Linked DNA regions of Homo sapiens: region 2 is linked to region 1. A link is a loop called in an ENCODE intact Hi-C map of the cell type or tissue named here. Cell type or tissue: mammary epithelial cell. All regions are shown on one strand.

Region 1 (8,000 bases):
AAATCTCAGGATCTACTGCTGTTGGCCCTGTGTTCTCACTTTAGAAGGTCATGCAAGGGACAAAATCTCTAGAATCCTTCGTGGGCTGGGTCACAGCTGAGATGGGAAGGTTGCAGTCCTCTGAAACTTCCCACATAGCTGTACTTCTATGGAGGCCAGGACCACATCGGGGTGGGTACAGTCCACAATCCCCCTCCATCCCACCAATCAGGTTCCAAGGGGTCTTCACATCCACAAAATACCATTTTCCCAGATGAATAGCACACACACCAAGACACGCAAATTCAAACCAGATACCCAAATGGCACTTATTGAATTTGCAAGGAGTTTTACCACAATTCTTTTGGCGGTAGTGCCTAGTGGCAACAATATAGAAAACAAGGAACTTTCACCACTGATGTGAGAGATCATTTAGTTCAAACTTCCTTGGGGGCAATTTGGCAAAATCTATCCTAACATTTCAAAAAGGCATCCCTTTTGCCCCAGCTATTTTTTATTAACCATGTTCTTTATTTTCTCCATTCTGACACTTTGACATGCAGGGCTTTGCTCCTAGAGGGACTGCTCCTCCCATGGTTAGCCAATTGCTAGAGATATAAGCCACTTGTCTCTTAGTGTGCCTTTCATACATAAACTCACCGATCCAGAGCCCACATCCCCAACCACCTCCTTCATGGGCTCTCCCACTGTGAACTAATAGCCTCGCACCCTAATCACCCCAGAGCTAGGTACCAGATGGAACAGCCCCAATGCTGCAGAGCCCCCTGAAATTGTTCAAACTAACCACTCCTAAACCTGCTCACCCTGCCTCACCTCTTCCTTCCCGGGGAAACCACAGGAACACCTTTTGCCACATCCCCATCACCACCACCTTCTGATGGACTCCAGCGTTGTCTGTGCAGCCTCCTGCTCCCATGGCATGGAGTGCCCCCTCGTCTTGTCTTGGGATCTGTGAGTAACAAGCTACTTATCCTTTCTTTCTTTCTTTTCTTTCTTTCTTTCTTCTCTTTTTTTTTTTTTTTTTTTTTTTTTGAGACAGAGTCTCGCTCTGTTGCCCAGCCTGGAGTGCAATGGCACAATCTTGGCTCACTGCAACCTCTGTCTCCCAGGTTCAAGTGATTCTCCTTCCTCAGGCTCCCGAGTAGCTGGGATTATAGGCACCCACCACCAGCTATTTTTTTTTTTTTTTGGTATTTTTAGTAGAGACAGGGTTTCACCATGTTGGTCAGGCTGGTCTCGAACTCCTGACCTCAGGTAATCCATCCACCTTGGCCTCCCAAAGTGCTGGGATTATAGATGTGGGCCAGCATGCCCAGCCCAAATTGCTTTTTCAATGGCTGACATCTGATTGGTGGGCCTGCCATACCTAAATAATGATAAAACCTTTATTTTAAAGCACTATTCTCTAGGAATAATTCTGAATGAGCCCAAAGATATATGTATCAGGTGGTCACCTCAGTGAAGTTGACAATGGTACAAAATAGGAAATCATTCGAATGGCTAACAATAGTAGACAGTTAAATAATTTATTGAGTATTATACTATGGGATGCAATGTAGCTGTCAGAAAGGTAGAAAAAATTGTTTTTAAATGTTTGTGTAAAGGAAAAACGGTTTACCACTTCCTGTGAAAGAAGAGGGATCCAAAATTTTTTATTTCCCCCCTCCAATTATCCTAAAAAAAAACAGTGAAATAAAGTTTTTAAAGCTACAAACCCACACTGACAAACTGTGAAAGAAGAAATGACAGCATTTTGGACACTGAGAGGCCAACAGAATGACGATAACTAGTTTTAGAACAGAAAAAGGAGACGTTAACTCCTGGAAAGAAAGACACCACCATGCACCTATGCAATCAGAATAGAGACAGAAAAGACTCTCTGGGTTTAGGGGTATTGGATGCCTGTAGAAGTTGGGGTGTAGGTAACCCCCATTTATGCCCATGGGGAGTGCACCTCTCCCCTTTGAGCTCCACCCCAAGGCCAAAGTTTCCTGGAGGCTCTTTGCCTCTGCCACTCCTAGAACTGGGCTGACCCCAGGAACTCCAACCACCTAATTACAACAGAATATCGGAAGGGCCTTGCCAGATGTCAACATAAGATGATTTCTGTCCAGAGATCTGAGTGTCAAAAGGAAGAAGTTTCCCAAAGCTCATGTAATGGCTGCAGTAATGATGACTCTTGATGAAGTCAATGCCTGGCCACCAAACAAGCTCTCATGATGGTGGACAAGTTTGTCCTTGCCTTCATATTACTAATTGGCCATCAACAGTCCATTTTTCCCATTGAATAACTTATTTTCAGAAATGTGCTTCTATAACTCAATTGTTGCATGCAGTGAAACTAATGGAGGACTTATATAGTGATAAATAACAATCAAAGTGTACCAATCCTTCTAAAAATACCGAAGGTATCAGCCAGAGTTCTGTTCTCTCATATGAAAAGTTCAGGAGGTGAATAGAGCTTGAAACACAATTACATAAATAAATGTAATAAATGAAATAAATAGATTAGATAGATAATAGATAGATCATAGATAATTGATAGATGATAGATAATAGGTAGGTAGGTAGATAGGTAGATAGACAGACAGACAGACAGACAGACAGACAGACAGACAGATAGATAGATAGATATTTTATGGCATTATCTTCCGATAAAGAGAGAAGTCTGTTTCCTAAAGGTCAAGGTAGAAAAGCTGTCCTCCAGGCACCCACAGTGTGCTCCAGCAACCTTGCCAACACCAGCCCTGCTGCCCGTGGGCTGGCCCCCTTGCCACCACTGCTCAGGGTCACACTTCCGCCATGCTGTGGCTGGCCATCCCCCTTCCTACCCATCCTTTAATTTCAGACTTGAGCTCCACCCCATTCATGGAGCACAGCGAGCTCTTTGCAATGAATTTCCTTGTATTTTGAGACAATCAAGCGGCAAGGTAGGTTTTTTTCTCCCCAGCCCTTCCCGTCCTTGGGAATAATGAGGCACACTCTCAATACGAACTTTTAGCAGAGCATACGGGGCAGGACTGAGTGGGATCTGTCCCTGCTGGGGGAAGGGAGGCTCATCTTGTAGATGCGCTACCTGGGGCAGCACCAGGTGGGGCAGCTACCCAGGTGCAGGGCCTGAGCCCGCTTCCCACCCTCCCCTGCAGCTCTGCCCTGGGGGAATCTGGACTGAGTTGGTCCAAGGAGAGGAAATCCCTTATGTCCCTCTGAGGTAGGCTCCTGGAGACTTAATGGGAAAGTCCAGGAGGTGGAAAAGGGAAAAACTGCTGGCTCCAACCTCTGTTCTGCTAGTGAGTTTAGTCTTTTCAGTCAGACTTTTCAGGGAGTGGATTCTGCCTTTTCCTCTTTCCAAATGTTACAGATGGAATGGATAACACTATATTGTATTGGCTTGTATATAATTTAACTATTTGGCATGGTCTTATTGTCAGTCCAAGTTCTGCGATGTCACACCACCAGCATCTCAGGAGCCTCAGAATAGAGGGAAGCGTTTTTCCTTTGTGATAATGCTGCCCTCTACTGGACATCAGGAAATTCACAGGTGAAGACCGACGTAGTTTGTCCCTAAAGTTTTGCTTTGATTTAATTTAATGGATAGGGTTCAAGATTGTTTAAAAAAAAGGGGAGAGTGGGGAGGGGGAGGCAGTGGGTCCTGGAAAAGTAAATTGTTTATTTTACAATAAGAAAGTGGTTAAATATTTTATTTTTTTTACAATGGTGGAAAATTAGAAGTGATTGTGAAAATGATGTGTACCTGTCTTGCTGGTGAGTAGGATGTGATTTGGCGCTTTAGGAAAGTGAATTTGTAGAACTCAAAAATATTGACTTATAAAGGGCATGGCCGTTGACCCAGTCCATCTTATGCAAATCTAGATGCCATAAATAATATTTAAAAGTAAAAATACTGGGGTGGAGGTTGCAGTGGGCAGAGATCGCGCCACTACACTCCAGCCTGGGTGAAAGAGTGAGACTCTGTCTCAAAACAAAACAAAAAAAAAGAAGTCATTCCCAATGTTGCTCATCAAATTATGACCATAAATATCCAGGATAAGACTAGTGGCTAAAGAAACTGTGACACGTCAACACCAGGCAGAAAATAAAGCAGATTTTTTTGTTGTTTTGGAGAGCCTCTAGGAACTTGAAAAATACATATGCCACACTCTTAAGACCCAGTGGTTCTTAATCGGGGTGTTCATTAAAATGCCAGAAAACTGAAAATACTTCTAGGTCCCATCCAAGGAGATTTTGCTTCCGATTGACTGGCTAGTGGCCTGGCCATTGGTATTTTAGAAAAACCCTCCAAGTGATTATTTTACTTACATTCCAGATAGAAAACTCTAAATTAAAGGGGAAAAAAACAGACACAAAGTGGCATTTAAATAAATGTCAACTTTAACTCCACAAAGCATCTGATTGCATGTGGACAGAAAGAGAAGGAAAGAGGGCCCTATATCTGGATAACTTAGAAATGTGCTCCCCCTAGCAAGATATCTACCAAAATTAGAAACACATTTGAGGATGCTGGCACTGCGAGCAATATATAAATGATGCGTGTAATGTCATTTAATATGATCGTATTTTTAAAAATGAGTTGAGTGGTGTTTTCTAGCTGTTAGTTTTTCCAAATATCAATATAGAAATTAGTCTTCTGCAGCTGCAGAGGCAATTCAGTTTCCAGCTTGCTTTCACGGCCTAGAGCCATAAAGTGGCCCAGAGCATCTCTGATCCACCCCTCCCACAACCACCTAATCCAGAGACAACCGAATGCTTTGGACCATCTGATGAGAGAGGTAGCTGCATGGCAGTAAGAGTCCTGCTCTGAAGTGACAAGAGCCTTAAGGCCTGGTTTTGACTTACTGCTAACTTGCTCACACTGCATACTTGCTGAGTGATCTTGGGTGAATCGTTTCACCTCTCTGAGGTTCACTATGAAATGAGAGGTCAAGGGTCCAAACTTAAACACCTTCAGAGGTTGGGTAATATCAGTGAGTAAAATAGACCAGGCACAGCACAAAGGGGTATGGTGTGGACTGTGGCACGTTGAGAACTTAGGCCTCTGCAAAGGGGGCAGCCACCTCTCAGTTCCTGCAGATTACTCTATCTTTGCTGAGGACAGTTGCACAGGTAGTGCACTGCAGAAGGGTAACACTTTAGAGAAGGTGTCATTTGCATCATAAATGCAGATATTTATCCATGGCAGTTTCATGGAAGATGTCTGTAGAAGGTTTTGAGGAAGGGGCACCTTGTAATTTGCATAAAAGGTTGTATGGACCGCCAGAAGTGCTGGTTATCATGTGGGAATGCAGCTCGGTAACAGTATCTTCTGGGTTTTCTTGTTATTGTTGTTTCCTGAAGAAGCTGGAAATATGGCATTTAATGTGAAATTTTCCTAATTTAAAATTTGCTGGCAACAAATTCCAAAACATGTTTAACGTTGTGTGGGCCAAACAAAACACTTCAGGGGGTCTGATTCGGGCACTGAGTTGGAGATCTCTCACCCAGATGAGTTACTGGCATCTCAGAAACCCTCCTATTGTATGCATCTTATGTAATCTTGAAGCAATCACGAAGAAAAACTAATTACCCTGGTGAATTATATGGATATAATATGGATTATGTGGCTATACAAAGTAAGAGTGCATCCTTTGAATGATGGTATTTAACATTCTCCCTACCCTGTGACTAACTTTGATTTGTCCTTTCTTAATGTAAATGCTATTTCTCCAGAGAGAGCCTCCTAAGACTTTAATCTCACTTAGGTTCCCTCCGTTACACTTTCTTGAAAACACCTTATTCTCCTGAGTAACACCTATCAAAGTTACAGTATGAGATATCCACTGGCGTGAATGTTTGCTTAATGTCTGTTTGCTCACTCTTTGGTAGCAGCCATGTTTTGTTCACTGCTATATCCCTAGTGGGGATACGCCTGGTATATATCAGACGCTCAGTGTCGATTTATTTTTTATGTTTTTATTATTATTATCTTATCTTATTTTTTTTTCTGAGAAGGATTCTCGCTCTGTCACCCAGTCTGGAGTACAATGGTGTGGCCTCTGCTGCCTGCAACCTCCACCTCCCGGGTTCAAGTGATTATCCCACCTCAGCCTCCCGAGTAGCTGGGACTACAGGCACACGCCACCAAGACCGGCTAATTTTTGTATTTTTTTAGTAGAGACGGGGTTTCACCATGTTGGCCAAGCTGGTCTTGAACTCCTGACCTTAAGTGATCCACCTGCCTCAGCCTCCCAAACTGCTGGGATTACAGCCATGAGCCACCCTGCCCAGCCAGTGTAGATTTATTGAATGACAGATTCATCTCGACCCCACCAGGGAAGCTTCATTTCTTCTTGGCATTGCTGATCCGACCCTTGATGCCTAGAATTTGACTTCTAGGTTTTTTATTCTGGATGATGGCAGCTTTCCATGGCTGAGGATACCCCGTCACCCACACATCTCTCTGAGCCAGAGAAGAGACCCAGCTCAAACCCATGACATCCAAGACATCCATACTTGGCTTGCGGCTGAAGCCCCAATGGGTTGGGGTTGGGGGACTTGCATTTTGGGTAACATACACAGACACCTTCTCTGATAGAAAGTGGGTGCTGGGGGCATGGGGAGTGTTATCAGCACAGAATTAAATTCTGCCCCCGTATACCTATTTTACATTCTGATTTTATTTCATATGAGTTACAAAACCATTATTATGACAACTAATAGGCCAGCCCTCTTCCAAATTTATTGAAGAAATCTTGTTGCCTTCCAAGACAAATTGCACTTTTTGATGTTGAAAAGAATTCTGTAAGGATCATTCCTAAGTCCATAAAATATCAGCGAAAGCAGCTTGTTTTGCAAGGATCCCCATAGAAAGCAGCTGAGCTCAGAAAGAAGCTAATGATTGCGGGAGAAATTATGGGAGGAGAAGGGAAACCAAAATCACAGAAAGATAACTTCTCAAGGAGCACAAAAGAAAAAGAAAGGCTGGAGGAGAGAGAGGAAAGTTAAGGAAGAAAGAGGACTGTGGAGCATGTCGGAGGCAGACAGGATCAGGGGGATGGTGCTGGTCCAAAAATCCACCCGCGGTTCTTTGAGTCTCTGTCCGAGGCTCATGTTCAAGTCCAGCTGGAGGTACTGCTCAGTCAGATTATAAGCTGGCCACAGAGACAGGTCGTTCCCATTAGGATTCCTAGAAGGGAGAGCAGAAACAGGGGTGAGATTTTCCTCCTCACACCCCAGGCCTTGGCATGGGGGAGACCGGGAGGTTTACTTACCCGGTTCGAGCAAAGGTAGCCCAGTATTTCATCATCTTCCGGCTCAGTAACTTCTCCTCCTCCGTGGCTCCTTCTGAAGGAGATAATCACAAAATGCTGCTGCTCTGGGTGAGGCTCGGGAAGCCCCGGGTGCCTTGTATTTGATTAATCCTTTTCACACCCCTCCTCCCACTGTAAACTTACAAGCCTACCAAGTCACTGTACCCATTTTATACATGCAGATACTGAGGCTCAGAGCAACCGGGACCTGTCCAAGGAACTGTGGCTTCCGAATGGTGGAAGCTGAACACACATCTTCCCTGTCCACCCCGTGTTCCTGCAGCCAGTCCCATGAGGCTGCAGGTTCCCTGGGGACACAGACCAGCTTGCTCCCTCTCTCTGTCTCTGTTTTCTCCTCTGTCTCTCTTCCTTCTCTCCATCCTCTCTTCCTTCTCTCTCCCTATCTCTCCCTTCCATCTCTCTTCCCTCTTTTTCTTCTCTCTCTCCCTCTCTCTCCCCTCTCTCTTCCTTCCCTCTCTCTCTTCCTTCTTTCTCCCTCTCTCTCTCCCTTCTCTCTTTCTTCCCTCTCTCTGTTCCTTCTCTCCCTGTCTTCCCTCTCTCTTGCTTCTCTCTCTTTTCCTTCTCTCTCTCCCTCTGCCTCTCTCCTCCCACACACATTTTTACAATTAATTTTTGTATTTCTTTAATAAAAAGTAGAAAATCCAAAATGCAGAAAGAGATCTAATATCCAAT
Region 2 (8,000 bases), 220 kb before region 1:
TTTTCACGTGTCTGTTGGCTGCATAAATGTCTTCTTTTGAGAAGTGTCTGTTCATATCCTTTGCCCACTTTTTGATGGGGTTGTTTGATTTTTTCTTGTAAATTTGCTTAAGTTCTTTGTAGATTCTGGATGTTAGCCCTTTGTTAGACGGGTAGATTGCAAAAATTTTCTCCCATTCTGTAGGTTGCCTGTTCACCCTGATGGTAGTTTCTTTTGCTGTGCAGAAGCTCTTTCGTTTAATTAGATCCCGTTTGTCTATTTTGGCTTTTGTTGCCATTGCTTTTGGTGTTTTAGTCATGAAGTCCATGCCCATGCCTATGTCCTGGATGGTATTGCCTAGGTTTTCTTCTAGGGTTTTTATAGTTTTAGGTCTAACATTTAAGTCTTTAATCCATCTTGAATTAATTTTTGTGTAAGGTGTAAGGAAGGGATGCTGTTTCATCAGTGACAGACTGGATTAAGAAAATGTGGCATGTGTACACCATGGAATACTATGCAGCCATAAAAAGGATGAGTTCTTGTCCTTTGTAGGGACATGGATGAGGCTGGAAACCATCATTCTGAGCAAACTATCGCAAGGACAGAAAACCAAACACTGCATGTTCTCACTCATAGGTGGGAATTGAACAATGAGAACACTTGGACACAGGGCGGGGAACATCACACACTGGGGCCTGTGGTGGGGTAGGGGGAGGGGGGAGGGACAGCATTAAGAGAAATACCTAATGTAAATGACGAGTTAATGGGTCCAGCACACCAACATGGCACATGTTTACATATGTAACAAACCTGCATGTTGTACACATGTACCCTAGGACTTAAAGTATAATAAAATTAATAAATAAATTAATTAATTTTTAAAATCTCCAAAAAAGGACTCTAAAAAAATGTATTACTAAATACTTTTTGAAGTATTTTAAGGGTTTTAAAATACTTTAAAAAAGTATTTTAAAGGTTACTAAAACTAGTAACCATCATTTTGTTAATATCAAATATCCAATGTTCAAAATCTCATAAATGTCATTGTTGATTTTTATGGATATTTTATATGAATCAGGCTCAAAATAAAGACCACTTATTGCTATTGGCAAAAACAAAAACCACAAAACAACAGAAGGAAAAGACCCCCTCCTCCTCTCTATAGCCAAAAGTGGAAAAATGAAGCAAGAAAGTCTTCTGTGTTAATTAAGAAGATGACGCTAGAAAACATCTAGTTTTAGTATTTCTTCTATCCGTGAGATTCTGTGTTTCTCAGAGTTACTTCCTCGTAGGCAGCTGCAGGCATTTTTGGCTGTGGCATGCATTTCTGCCACGTAGAAAGATAAAGCATATGTGTCTGATGAAGAAAATTCAAGTGGGTTCATTGATAATTTGGGAAGCTGGAGTTAGGAGAAGGCTAGAACCCCTTCTAGGGTGGTTGCTTGAATTGGCATTACTGAATTTTAATTCACTTCTCTATAGTAGAAGTTTCCCCTAAATGTATTTTATTCACATACACTCACAAAGTTTTATTCAGTGGAGAAACATTTGTAATATAAACCTGCAAATTTTTCTAGATTTCTTAGAGTCAGTCATCTGCTTGTCAGCATTTCAGGCTAGAAGGCACTACAAATTAACCTGAGATAACTGAAGCAAAATCTCTGTGCTTGGCATAATTGTTAGGAAAAATCAATTTCTTTTGAAAGGTAAACACAGGCCCTGTGAACAGCTGATGGGCCAGCTGAAGTCACTTTTCACTGGATTTGTGATAACTTTCAGATTCATAGGCTAGAAGAAAGCTCAAAGAAAATGGATGGAAAGGTTGGGAAGGCTAAAATAAATTCCTGGTATAGCTAATTTCTATAAAAACAAGTGTTTTTCAGTAAATAGATTCAATCTGCAACAAAATGAGACATTGGTTTGCTAATTTCTTACTGTATCATACTGCAATGGTTTGATCTTTACAAATTGCATTTCCTTTTCATCCACATCCAGCTACATTTGTAGGCCTCACCTTACCTATCCACCCCTGCTGTGATATTTTTGGACTAAGAAGTAACCACCTACTCTCAATCTGAAAGTTTCTTGGTGAAGAAAAACAAAACACAGAAATCCTAAAAGAGAAGTGCCATCACTTTCCCAATGGCAGTTGGACTCACTGTTTAAGTAATATGTAAATGGAAACCGAAACTGTGGGGATGCTGCCTTTAAAACTGCCCAAGAGTGCCCCTTTCCCCATCACTAGCCCACAATGCCTGCATCATGCACATTATGAAGAAGTATGGCAAATGGAGAACAGCTGTGGGAAGATATAAACATAATCCACAAATGGCTCAGAAGAGAAGGTACCAGACAATTGGTCCTGTGATATGTTCTACGGTGCCGATTCTCAGAGGACATTTTTAGAGAATGATTTTGCTTTCTAGCTTGGGCTCACTCATAACAGCCATAAATATACCCAAACTTTGTCTTCATTCAGTCATTGATTCAGTAGATTATTGGAATCATGAGGCCAAAAAGTTTTGTTTTGTTTCATTTTAGTTCTTTAATGGTTCTCAAAGTAGCATCATAAAGAAGCTGCTTTTTTGGACCCTAGCAATGTCTGGAAGAAGCAGTAGCTCTCTTTGACAAATGAAGGAGCTGAGGCCCTGTGAGACAGAACAACTGCTTGGAGTCAACTCTGAAGACAGACAGAGGTCCCCCAGCTCTGAGGACACAGCTGTCCTTGGATTCCAAGATCCCTAACTTGTCGGCCAGCTCTGATTCCTACACACCGCTACTGAGCCACTTAAGTCTCTCTCAGCCTCAGTTTCCAGATCATTGCTTTGTCTACCACACAGGGCCTGAGAGAGATCAGATGAAATTAGATGAGAGAGGGCTCTGGACACTGGTGAAGCCACACATGGGTAAAATGACCTTGAAGGGAGCCCCACGTGCTCACAGGGTGGCCCTTGAGCCACATCAAAGGCTTGCACTTCCTGAGTCATTGTTTGTGTGTTTATGGATGAGTTCCTGTAGCGGTCACCCAGCCCCAGTGCCCTGATAGCTCTGAAGCATGCGCTCCAGGGTGGGGCCAGCATCACGAGACACCGAGGGGAGATGGGAGGGTTGTGGGGGTGGGAGGAAAAGCCTTGTTTACTCCCAGAGAGCTTGCCTGCCAGGCTTGGGGCCAGGATATCTATGCACCTTAGGTCAGGTGTTGCACCCAGAAAAGGCTGCAGAGGGCAGCACCTCGGGAAGAAATCCAGGCACTTGCCTTCTAGCCTAACCCTTCCCCATTCCCATTCCACACCTTCACTGTGCTTCAGCTGTTCTTCTTCTAAGTGAGCCTGTAATGCAGAGAAAAGAGCACCGATAGGTTCTAGTCCCTGTGTTTATCCACTGACTTACTGTCATGTCCCTTACCTTCCCTGGGACTCAGTTTCCTCATCTGCAAAATTGGGATACTACTTCATCTATATACTGCCACTGAAATTTTGTGAGGGTCAGTTCAGACCAAACTCATGTATGTGTATCTCTCTGTGTGTGCATGACTGTGCATGCAAGTGCACAGGTGAGAGACAAACAGAGACAGAAAGAAACTGAGAGAATGAGAGTGAGAGAGGCCAGGCACAGTGGCTCATGCCTGTAATCCCAGCACTTCAGCAGGCTGATGCGGGAGGATTGCTTCAGTGCAGGAGATCAAGAACAGCCTGGGCAACATAGCGAGATGCTGCCTCTACAAAATAAATAAAATAAAATAAGAGAGTGAGAGAAAACCTTGAGAAGTGTAACACCCTATGCAAATACAAAGTATTTTTTTTCTTTTTCTTCCTTTTTTTAAATTTATTTATTTATTTATTTTTTTATTATTATACTTTAAGTTTTAGGGTACATGTGCACCTTGTGCAGGTTGGTTACATATGTATACATGTGCCATGCTGGTACATTGCACCCACTAACTCGTCATCTAGCATTAGGTATATCTCCCAATGCTATCCCTCCCCCCTCCCCCCACCCCACCACAGTCCCCAGAGTATGATATTCCCCTTCCTGTGTCCATGTGATCTCAATGTTCAATTCCCACCTATGAGTGAGAATATGCGGTGTTTGGTTTTTTGTTCTTGCGATAGTTTACTGAGAATGATGATTTCCAATTTCATCCATCCAGCCATGAACTCATCGTTTTTTATGGCTGCATAGTATTCCATGGTGTATATGTGCCACATTTTCTTAATCCAGTCTATCATTGTTGGACATTTGGGTTGGTTCCAAGTCTTTGCTATTGTGAATAATGCCGCAATAAACATACGTGTGCATGTGTCTTTATAGCAGCATGATTTATAGTCATTTGGGTATATACCCAGTAATGGGATGGCTGGGTCAAATGGTATTTCTAGTTCTAGATCCCTGAGGAAACGCCACACTGACTTCCACAATGGTTGAATTTTTTTTTTTTTAGACAGAGTCTCACTCTGTTGCTGAGGCTGGAATGGAGTGATGCATTCTCAGCTCCCTGCAACCTCTTCCTCCCAGCTTCAAGCGATTTTCATGCCTCAGCCTCCCGAGTAGCTGGAACTACAGGCATGCACCACCACACCCAGCTAATTTTTGTATTTCTAGCAGAGAAATACAGTTTCGCCATGTTGGCCAGGCCGGTCTGAAGCTCATGGCCTCAAATGATCTGCCCGCATCAGCCTCTCAAAGTTCTGGGATTATAGGCATGAGTCACTGTGCCTGGCTGCAAAGTATTTTCTTTAAAGCTGACATTATCTGAGCTTTGGAAAATTCAGAGACCCCAATGGATATAATGTGATATTTTTTGTTCCAAGGTTCCCTGAGCTCAGTAGAGATCTTGCCTGAGTTGTCCTTCGGATATTCTAGGATACCCATTTTACAGATGTGTGGAGGGAGATAGAGGTAGGACCAAGGAGATTGGCAGGATGTGTACTCATTTTCCAAACCACTTCCAAACGATGGCCAAGAAGAAATGCAATGAAGGAATGCACTCTGATTGATCCCTGGCATAGTTAAACAATGGCTCTTAATGCAGTCTGGATGGGGGCAGTGTGGGGTGGGGGTGGATTGAGTGCTTACTACATGCTAGGTGCTCACCATCCTGTTGACAACTGCTGATGAGTATAAATTGCCTTCCTCAGAACAGGCAGGCTTTCTTGTCCTGTCAAATGGGATAGTTTAGCAAAGTGAGCCAGAACTCAAAACTGGAAAAAATATCAAGCTTGTTTTCTAAAGTTTGAATCAAACCATATATTTTTTTTCCCTTGAGTTACAAAGGAAAGCTAAGTTACAGCTTCTCACTTATCCCCAACATCCGCTAATAGATCCATTCCAATATGAATCAACTTATTCCTTTTTTCACAATAACTAGTGTACTATAAAAAAATCTAAATTCCATCATATTATCTGAACTGACTGGATTTGGTCTGAGGCCAAGGTTGTGCCACAGAAGAAAAGGCCACACCCAATTAGGACATCACCAGAGTTTCAAGGTCTTTGTCTGAGCCCAGTCAGGAGAAGCAACCAGAAAGCTTCTGGCCCACATCTGGAGCAACTCACAATACTGATGCTTCTTTAGGGGAGGAAGAGAAAAGGACAGCTTTCTGGGACATACACTAATAATACCTAACCACTTACAACCCAGATAGGATTGGCATGTCTGATGGAGTCAGGACATCCCAACCAGGGCCACATTATACAGATTAAACAGGATTAGGAAGTGCCACAGCCAGCATGCCAGCATCCTGCTTCACCCACTTTGCCCCTTAGTGGGCCTGTGGGTGAGCCAGCGTGGGCTGAGAGACCTGGTTAGCTCGGGTCATTCATGGCAGCATCTCAATTAATTTTGTCATTGAAGTCACCCTTTGGTCATCAGCTTGGAGGCAGCAATGGCTGACAGTGAAAAGAGACCTTGGTACTTGTTATGGGTTTAACGTCTTTTGTCCCCCTGGCTCCTAAAAGATATGTTGAAGTCTTAACCCCCCAGTACCTCAAAATGTGATCTTATTTGGAAAGAGCCAAGAACGCCAAAGATTGCCTTCAAACCCAGAAGCTGGAAGAGGTGACAAAAGTTCCCCTGAAGGTTTCAGAGGGAACATGGCCCTGCTGACACCTTGATTTCAGACTTAGGGTTTCCAGAACTGTGGAATGATACATTTCTGTTGTTTTAAGACACCAGCTTGAAGTACTTGAGGTAACAGTCTTAGAAAACCAATACAGCACTTTATGTGAACATACTGTTTCCAAAGATAGAGCTGAACAAGCTTCAGCAACAACCTTCAGATCCTCAGCCCTCTACTGCAGAAGCACATGCAACTGGGCAGTGTGCACGTTAGAAGGATGCTTTCCCAGTCGCTCCTGACTATCCAGCACAACATCGGGTCAGACCCTGAATGCCGAGTCAGACAGTCAACAAAGTAGGTTGGTGCCGGCACTGTGCTAGCAGCTAGGGGTATATGGTGAGTAAGACGATGAACAAAGTCTTGGCATTGGTGAGAGCAGAGAGAAGCCTGAAGAATGAAAAGGTGGGGCAGAAATCAGCACCTTGTTCTTGGTCAAAACCTTCACCAGAGGTAAAAGGTCATGAGCTATCCATTCTGCTGGGTAGTCTAAGTTCTTGATCATGGAGCACTTGTCATTCACTGGATACTTAGGATAAAATCTAGAGTCCTCATCCTGGCCCTTGGCCTCCCTCAGGTCAGGGCCCTGACTGTCTTTCCAGAAGCTTCTCTCACTCTTTCCTCTCCTCACAACCTTCACTCTAGCCATACTGGTCCCCTAATGCCTCCATCATTTACAGGCTGGTCCCTCTGCCTACAGATGTTTTTCTCTTCCTCTTTGCTTGGAGAATGCCACTTCTCAGGTCTTAGTCCCAACAAATCTGACCCCACAGACCAGGTCAGATCCCCTGGTACATGTTCTAATTGCACCCAGGAATTCTAGTCACAGGCCACATTCTACATGTCATTAATTAACATCTTTGTTCTCTTATCACCTATATGCTTCTAAGGGCCAAGACCAGGTCTGGCCCAAGGAGAAATGCCAACTCCAGCCTCAGCTCACAGAAACTGCTGCTGCCCCCCAAAATGGTGAAGGTCTTTATTTCATGACACACCTTTCTCCTCTGGCAGCACAAAACAAAACAAAACAAGACAAAAACAGAACCCTGCTAGGCAATTTGAGTCTGTGCCCAGCCTCTAGCCCATATGTGGCTTGTAAAACTGGAGAAAGTGCCTGTTGCTAAGGCCTCCCAGGGTTTCATCTGGCTACCCTGGGAGGCTAGGTTTCCCAGCCCACTCTGGAACCCAATCAATGTATAGAGGCCCCAGATTCTGGGCTGGGTCCCTGCAAGAACTCACGGTGTGTCCTGGGTCACTCAGAGTGTGCTGAGCTGGGCCAGCCCTGGTCTGGCTTCCTGGCCTTCTGTTGATGAAAAAGCCAAATTCTGTAAAACATTTGAAGAGATTTATTTTGAGCCAAATGTGAGGACCATGACCCATAACACAGCCTCAGAAGTTCCTGAGAACATGTACCCAAGGCAGTTGGGTTACAGCTTGGTTTTACACATTTTAGGGAATCATAAAATGTCAATCAATACATCTAAGGTATGCATGGGTTCAGTCTGGGTGGGGAAAAGGGAGGTTTACAGGTTATAGGTGGATTCAAAGATTTTCTGATTGGCAATTGGTTGAAAGAGTTAAGGTAATATCTAAAGACCTGGAATCAATAGAAAGGAGTGTCTAGATTAAGATAAGGGGTTGTGGAAACCAAGGTTCTTATTATGTAGATGAAGTCTCGAGGTGGCCATTCTTAAAGGAATAGATGGCAAATGTTTCCTATTCAGACTTTTAAAAGGTGCTAAACCTCAACTAATCTCTTCAGGATCAGAAAAAGACCTGGAAAGGGAAGAGAATTCTCTACACAATGTAAATTTCCCCCATAAGAGACAACTTTGCAGGGCCATTTCAAAATATGTCAAAGAATATATTTTGGAGTGCAATACTTTATTTTCTTTAAGGGCCTGC

Evidence for each region. Peaks named below come from ENCODE experiments on the same cell type or tissue, not always from the same donor. Only the 100,000 strongest peaks of a DNase experiment are listed, where the experiment ranks them.
Region 2: it touches region 1 in a loop (4-fold over the local background); 2 of 110 quality-filtered maps call a loop at or near these places.

Annotation. Positions count from the first base shown.
Region 1 is chr16:55,839,500-55,847,499 of GRCh38, forward strand. CES5A (carboxylesterase 5A) reads right to left here. Exons shown (of 13, transcript NM_001143685.2): 12 at 7,269-7,341; 13 at 6,655-7,183. The coding sequence ends at 6,952. Among named protein-coding and RNA genes, the nearest start is that of CES1, 10 kb to the left of the region's middle. In mammary epithelial cell, a CTCF peak has its summit at 3,514 (motif pointing left); no DNase peak of the experiment used is centred here; H3K27me3 peaks cover 6 bases.
Region 2 is chr16:55,620,278-55,628,277 of GRCh38, forward strand. No RefSeq gene overlaps it. Among named protein-coding and RNA genes, the nearest start is that of SLC6A2, 32 kb to the right of the region's middle. In mammary epithelial cell, a CTCF peak has its summit at 3,206 (motif pointing right); no DNase peak of the experiment used is centred here.